Linked DNA regions of Homo sapiens: all the other regions are linked to region 3. Evidence: read pairs that join two places in POLR2A ChIA-PET (ENCODE). Cell type or tissue: K562. All regions are shown on one strand.

What was found. ChIA-PET counts read pairs that join two places held together with the same protein. Peaks named below come from ENCODE experiments on the same cell type or tissue, not always from the same donor. Only the 100,000 strongest peaks of a DNase experiment are listed, where the experiment ranks them.
Region 1: POLR2A ChIA-PET joins it to region 3 with 5 read pairs; 4 of 35 experiments call an interaction of 5 or more read pairs at or near these places.
Region 2: POLR2A ChIA-PET joins it to region 3 with 5 read pairs; 1 of 35 experiments calls an interaction of 5 or more read pairs at or near these places.

What each region holds. Positions count from the first base shown.
Region 1 is chr7:106,448,133-106,450,632 of GRCh38, forward strand. No RefSeq gene overlaps it. Among named protein-coding and RNA genes, the nearest start is that of CTB-30L5.1, 150 kb to the right of the region's middle. RefSeq lists an enhancer at 768-1,967. In K562, CTCF peaks have their summits at 1,028 and 1,279; a DNase peak (open chromatin) is centred at 1,289.
Region 2 is chr7:107,028,044-107,030,543 of GRCh38, forward strand. No RefSeq gene overlaps it. Among named protein-coding and RNA genes, the nearest start is that of PRKAR2B, 15 kb to the right of the region's middle. In K562, no CTCF peak of the experiment used is centred here; a DNase peak (open chromatin) is centred at 1,178.
Region 3 is chr7:106,278,809-106,281,308 of GRCh38, forward strand. All of the region lies in intron 1 of NAMPT (nicotinamide phosphoribosyltransferase), which reads right to left. Among named protein-coding and RNA genes, the nearest start is that of NAMPT, 4.9 kb to the right of the region's middle. In K562, no CTCF peak of the experiment used is centred here; a DNase peak (open chromatin) is centred at 1,153.

The DNA.
Region 1 (2,500 bases), 170 kb after region 3:
CAATAGACCATTATAAGTAGTAGAAATTCATCCATGCATATATTCACTCACTCATTTGCCCATACCATAAATGTATGTTGAGTTTCCACTATGTTGGCCATTGAGGGTCACAACTACTCAAGATGGACCCAGTCCTTATGGATCATAGTCCAGGAAAGAGGAAACACCGGATAGGAGAGCTCAAGGTGGATCAACTGTGATGTGGATGAGAAGCCTTGCAGGAGGGGTAAGGTTGATGCTGAGTAACTCATAGCTGCTGGGAATCTGCAGCTCCCCCTTCTCTTTATATAGCTCAGATTCATGCTTTATTACTGGAGAAAAATAAAACCAAGAAACAAATGACACAGCATTAGCATAGATGTCATGTTGCATCCATAGTAAGAGGCACCTCCCTCTCCAGGCTGGAGTCCCCCCAGGAAGCAGCTTCTGATGTCAGAAATCCCCAGGGAATTGGCCACCTTGGTGAGGGGCAAGATCCAAGTTTTCCCTTGAATAGCTGGGTGTTATTTTTTTCCTGGAACCTGCTAAGAAGCTGCAAACTACATTCATATTTAACTCCTGGGGACCCCTTTCTCTCTGAAGAACCTATTGGACAAAACATATTTCTCAGTGGGGATGAACTAACACTGAAAAATGTTACAAGACCAGTGGATTACCTCCCCCCCGAGTCCCCTACCACTATTGTTAAAATAAAAACCTTAGGCAAATTAAATTTAACATCATTTAATTGAGCAAAGAACAATTCACAAATTGGGCAATCCCCAGATGAGAATAGTTCAGAGAGGTTCTGGGGGTGCCACATGGTGGAAGAAGATCTATGGACAGAAAAAGGAAACTGAAATACAGAAAAAACAGCCAGATTGGTTACAGCTCAGCATTTGCCTTATTTGAACCTGTTTGAACAGTTGGCTGCCTGTGATTGGCAGAAACTTAGTGACTGGCACAAGAGCAGGTTACAGTCTGTTTGCACATCCAGTTGGGTTCAGTTCACTGTGTACAGAGAAACCTTTAGGCCAAACGTAAAATATGTAAGAAGGCAGCTTTAGGCTAAACTTAATCTAACACTATTTTGCAGCCAAGTGGCTCCATGCTCCTGTCATGTTATAAGGTGGGGGAGGAATACAGGGTGAACAACGCCTGTATTCAGGTCCTAGCCCTGACCACTGGCCACCCAGAGGCTAGGAGCTCTGCTCAGCCTTCTACCCAGCTTCTTCTCCCTCAGTAATCTGGCTGTTCCCAGAACCAGGTAAGAATTCTGCTGTGTGAGGATGAATCGGCAGAATTTTGCCAAAGACTGAAGTGGAAGGAACCGCCCATGCCACTTCTGTGTTATGCCTGGGGAGCCAGGGACTCATCTCCCCACTTGGCCGACTCTCAAGGTCCTTGGAGCTCTTTGCCTGTGGATTCCCTTCTGGAGGGGCTGAGTATGAAGGCTCCATCCCAAAGTACCTTGATCCAAACCATCTTTCATCTCTGTCTTAACTGTAGGCACTGCTCAGGAGAAAGGGTGGGGCAAGCTCTTTATCTAGAGGAAATGAGTTGTATCACCAATTTGACATCTACAAACCTACTCATAAAATGACGGGCATGGTAACATGTAACTACCCAACACCGAATGAACAAATGGATACCCTACTTACATTTTCCATAGAATAAAAATGAATTTCTAGAGGTGGTGACACTTATTTAGAGAAGGTGAAGTTAGCTTGAGGATACAGTACAGTGGCCTGGTTTTACATGTCATTTCTCTCTCTGTGGCTGATCTTACATAACTTAACACAAAGTCTTTGTGCTTCCACAGTTTAGTAATTCATCTTCTGTTTTTGCTTTACTTAGAATACATTTGGAAGAGCAATGAAAGCCACTGACAATCCTAGCATCTCACTGGAGACCATAATTTCAATCTTCTCTCATCAAGGTGGACTATCAAGTAGATATTTTAATTCCATCTCCTTTATTTTATTTTATTTTCCATTTCCTCCTGGTGGTGGTACTAGCAAGCCAATAAATTATGCTCTTAAAAATACATAATAAAAATAAAACCACCATCTATTGGTATGACACTGAATACTTAATAGAGTACTTTTAAAAACGTGTTTCTCATGTTGGGCCTTGCAACTTCCCCACTGTGGTAAGCAAGGCAAGCATTACCTCCATTTTTCAGATGATGACACCAAGGTTCAGAGATGTTGCATCTCTTGGCCAAAGTCACACAAGTTGAAAGTGGCAGAGTTAGGTATCAAATAGTTTTACTCCATGCTCCAGATATGTTTTGTTAAAATGAACAACAAAAATGAAAAACTGAGTGCCTGGATTATTCACAGTGAGATCATTAACCCACTAAAGAGGTTAATAGTTTGTTCATTTTTAGTTTTTGATGTTTACTTCTATTAAAATCACAATGGTAAGTAACCATTTGTATTTGTCCAACCAAAGACTTTCCACACCCAAAGCCATTGTTTCCCATGCATTCCCTTACAGCCTTGTGGGTGACTGGCCT
Region 2 (2,500 bases), 750 kb after region 3:
GAATGAAAATAATGAAACTTTAGGTATTTAGGTCTAAGTTTGTAGAAAGACTACAGACTCAGAAGTGATTTTTTTTTTTTTTTAAGGAAAGCCAAATAACAAAGATTTCTGGAAGTTATGAATAGAGAACAGAGGATTAATAGAGTTCTGTTCAGGAACTGTTACTCAAAGAGATAGCAAGAAGTAAGCTGGGTGTGGTGGTACACGCCTATAACCCCAGCTACTCAGGAGGCCAATGAGGGAGGATCGCTGGAGCTCAGGAGTTTGAGACCAGCCTGAGCAACACAGCAAGACTCTGTCTCTGACAAAAAAAAAAAAAAAAAAAAAAAAAAAAAAAAAAAGAAGTAGAAAGTGGAAAGAGGGTAGATGCGGCAGGGCGCAGTGGCTCACGCCTGTAATCCCAGCACTTTCGGAAGCCGAGGTGGGAGGATCATGAGGTCAGGAGATCGAGACCATCCTGGCTAACATGGTGAAACCCCATCTCTACTAAAAATACAAAAAAGTAGCCAGGCGTGGTGGCGGACGCCTGTAGTCCTAGCTACTCTGGAGGCTGAGGCAGGAGAATGGCATGAACCCAGGAGGCGGAGCTTGCAGTGAGCCGAGATCGCACCACTGCACTCCAACCTGGGTGACAGAGGTAGACTCCGTCTCAAAGAAAAAGAAAAGAGGGTAGGAGACAGGAGTGACAGAGAATGTAACACAAGAACACAGAAATAATTGGATTTTTAAGGAATTATTTGACACAAAATAGTGCAACCAGATTTTAGGAAGAAACTCTCTCTAAGGGGTAAAAATAAAAGCTCACAACAAAAAATACATAAAGAGTAGGTTGAAGATATTTATATTTAGATTCCTGTTATATTAACAATAAGTGCAAACTATAAAAATGAGTAGAAGAAGCCTATCAATAAATAATGAAAAGAGAAGAGATTGGCTTTTGATAAATACATTGTAAATGTTTCAAGTTTTTTCTTTTATCACCCAGAAAAATTTGTTTTAAACGTATTTATGAAGTTTTATGAACACAGCATTGGCAGCTTAAAAGTAAAACAACAACAACAAAAAAGAAGATTGTCAAGTATATTTTTCATGACTAATGCTGACCTGTCTGTCCCACTTCTGCTAGAATCAGAGGCTCCTGCAATTATGCAATAAAGCCCGCTGGGAGGATCAGACAGGGCCCTGCACACTGTGGGGAGATAGATGTGTTTTAGGGGAGGCAACCCTATGGAAAATGGCCACATCTTGCCAACTGCTGTCTCGGGGGCTTTGGCTCTAAACCAAGGATCTGCATAATGGTATCAGCTGCTCTCTCTATTGCAGCCCTGCTGATAACATTCTCAGGCTCTATTTAATAGCAAACAATGATGCGTTTCTGCCCAATACCAGCAAATCGGTAAAAAGGACGCATGTCCACTCACCTCTGAATTAAGTATCCCAGTTTATAGTCTCTCAGACCATCTTATATTTCTCATAATTATGTAATTTGTTTTCTATTTTTGTTTAATGTCAGTTTCTCCAACCAGGATATAAGGACAGGAACAGTTTGCCTCTATCCTAATTGTCCTTTGGTGTAACCATAACTTCTAGCATGGTGCCTTGCACAGAGTAAGTGCTATAAATAATGTTGAGTTCATGGATGAGCTCTCTCTCAGAGAGTCACTGCAGCTATTAAAGGATATGTTCCTTAATCTATGTCAAACAGGTAACTTTCTACAGTTTTAAATCCTGGAGAATGGTTGCATTTCAAATATCTTCCAAGGCTTATTCTTATTCATTTGCTTACTGCAGGTCTCAGCGTTAATGTTTTTGATTCATTGGGATGTGCTCCAAAAATAGAACATCTAATCTAAATACATAAATTGGCCCAGGACTGCATCCTGGACATATTATTATTATTGTTGATGATAAACTCAGGTTTCAACTCTCTTCCCAATAGCTTTCCATCCTCCCTGGATTATTTCGTGCCAAAAAAGGCATGCTTTATAGAGCTCTTAGTTCCTTAAGTGGCAGGTTCTATTTAAATACATAGATAAGCATTGTCAGGCTGGGCTGCTAAGAGTGAATTACTACTGGAAAGTAACATTGCAGTAAAAACAATACTGTTGGAAGCTTTCTATATTTCTTCCATCCTTCCTCGTTTCTTGGAAAACTTGAGAAGGGCCTCGTTTAAAGAAATTCCAAAGAAGAATAATTAAAAAACTAGCAATAGCTAGAAATGTCATTATAACATTATCATATATGCAAGCATATGCAAGCAGTAGGTATATTTGGTATTATAACTATTGCATGATCTTACTTTAACATAGCCCCTGAGAAATTCTGGGGAATTGCTCAAATCTTCCCTCAGTGCTTGTTTATATTTTAAAGAGTTTATGTGACTTTTTTATTTTTCTTTTTTTTTTTTTTCTGAGACAGAGTCTCTCTCTGTCACCCAGGCTGGAGTGCAGTGGTGCAATCTTGGCTCACTGCAACCTCTGCCTCCTGGGTTCAAGTGATT
Region 3 (2,500 bases):
GAAGAAAAGCACACACGATGAAGTAAAACTTGAAAAATGGTGTGGATCTTATAGCACAAGTTTGTAAGTCTGATTCATAGTTTTATTTCTCCACAGTTTGACCCTTACTGTTCAGGTACTTAATGATGCATTCTTTATCAGATTTAAAATTACTAGAAGGCAAGTTATTTTCTTTTTCTGAGAAGACGAAGAGTCAAAAGCAAAATGGAAATGTCTCTAAGCTATTTAACTCTGTATCTTGGTCTAAAAGTATACTGAAAATGTTCTTTGTACAAATACAGCTCCAGTTCTGGACAATAATTAAATATTTATAATTTTAAAGCTTCAGCTATGTTCTCTAATTATAGTACTTTAAAAACCTACCTTTACTTAGAATGCCTTCTCTGAAAACAAATACCATTTAAAATACAAAAATGTCTGAACTGCTTAATTAGAAACGAAGTATGAACTCTAAAAATCTTTGGAGAACCTTAAGAGTATCGTTTTAGAATATAGCTAACGCATCTAAGTTATCTAGGCAAACTCGCAGGTAATTAGCCAAGAAACACCATTTATTAACTATCTACTAACACCCAACAAGTTTACAGAAGAATACAGAGCATGTTTAGGTCTACTTATAGGGGTATATGTACATGTTGTTTAATGGGAAAATGTTTTTAAAGCAGAGCTTTTTAAGAAAGTATTTCTAACAATGTAGTCAAAAGGATTTATAATGATTCTAGTTTTGCTAGCTTACTGTCCTCTTCATTTTACTTTCTACTAAACAGGCCATTTTGAACCTTCACCAGAAAATTGGATGATATAGCATAAATTCAAATCAACTGTTATTTTATAAATACTTCATTCACAAATACATACTCTGTACCTACTTCAGACACTGAGGATGAGAAAGTAAATAGAATGACATGGTCTCTATTTTCAAAGGACTAATAAGGGCTGAAGAAGGAAGAAAAAAAATATATTAATTTCAGATCAAGATAGATGCTATGAAAATGTAAGAGAATGATGGGCTAGAGGGGGCCAGGAAGACTTCTTTGAGAAGGTGACATGTGAGCAAGACCTAAATGACAAGGAGACAGGAAATGCTTTGGCATAAGGGACAGAACAGAAGGCAGGCCAATGTGGTAGGTACTTAAAAGTATGGGGGCGGGGTGGGGACAGTAAGAACACGATAAGGTCAGAGGTAGGCAGAAATGAGATCATGTAAGGCTTACAGACTACCCCAAGGAGCCTGGATTTTATACCAAGTGCAATGGGAAGCCATTATGTTTTAAGCTGGGGTGAATATGACATGATTCACCTTTTAAAAGGATTAGCCTAGTGGTGGATAAGAATGGATTATAGGGTGACCAAAGAGTGCAGGAGTTAGGGGCTATTAGGTTAGATGGGAGAATTTGCCCAGTGTTTTTGGAGGTAAAGGGGAACTACGCCGATAAATTGGATGTGGAAGATGATAATGAGGGAGAAGAATTAATACCTCCCACATTTTTGGTTGAGCAACTGCATTAATAAGAGTGCCATTTATAGAGATGGGGAAGGCTATCAAATGGTAGGGAAATGAAGTGCTCAATTTTAAATGTTAAGTAACGCTAACAAAAAGTTTCATAGTATTCTAAAGTTAACACAGAAAGCTCTTAAATCATGTTAACTTTTTTAGCACTGACTTGACTTCTATTACTAAAGAAAATGGTTCTACAATAAATACAAAATTATTCCGTAGATGTAAACCAAACAAAATACCTAATAAGATCCCAGCAAACCTTCCCAGTGAAAATGCTTCCTAAACTGGCATGGCCCTCCTGCTGTTAAAAGAACACCATCTGAACATCAATACATATGTGGTAAAGAACTGGCCGGGCACGGTGGCTCATGCCTGTAATCCCAGCACTTTGGGAGGCCAAGACGGGTGGATCACGAGGTCGGGAGATGGAGACCATCCTGGCTAACATGGTGAAACCCCGTCTCTACTAAAAATACAAAAAACTAGCCGGGCGTGGTGGCACGCGCCTGTAGTCCCAGCTACTCAGGAGACTGAGGCAAGAGAATCGCTTGAACCTGGGAGGTGGAGGTTGCCGTGAGCTGAGATCGTGCCACTGCACTCCAGCCTGGGCAACAGAGCAACACTCCGTCTCAAAAAAAAAACAAACATAAGCACAAACAGAAAAATGTAGTTCTTTTAACATAACTCTTCAGTTGTGTGATTAATTTACTTCATGAAAGGATAAACTTCTAAAAATTATTACATACTAGATAACAGTAACTGGTATTATTTTAATGCCTAGAACAAAAACGGTCTAGCCCTAAGTCAAATGATGGACAGCTGTTTCCATTAAGGAGTGCTGGCCAACCAACTGTAACAAAAAATTAGATTCCCAAGGCTAAATATCCTTGTTCCAAGTATGACAGTTTTTTTAAAAAAGTATGAGATATGACACATATATTTCAGTTGAACAGAATCCTTTTGGGAAAAGAAAGCCTAGTTTTCTCTAGATGCTTCTCT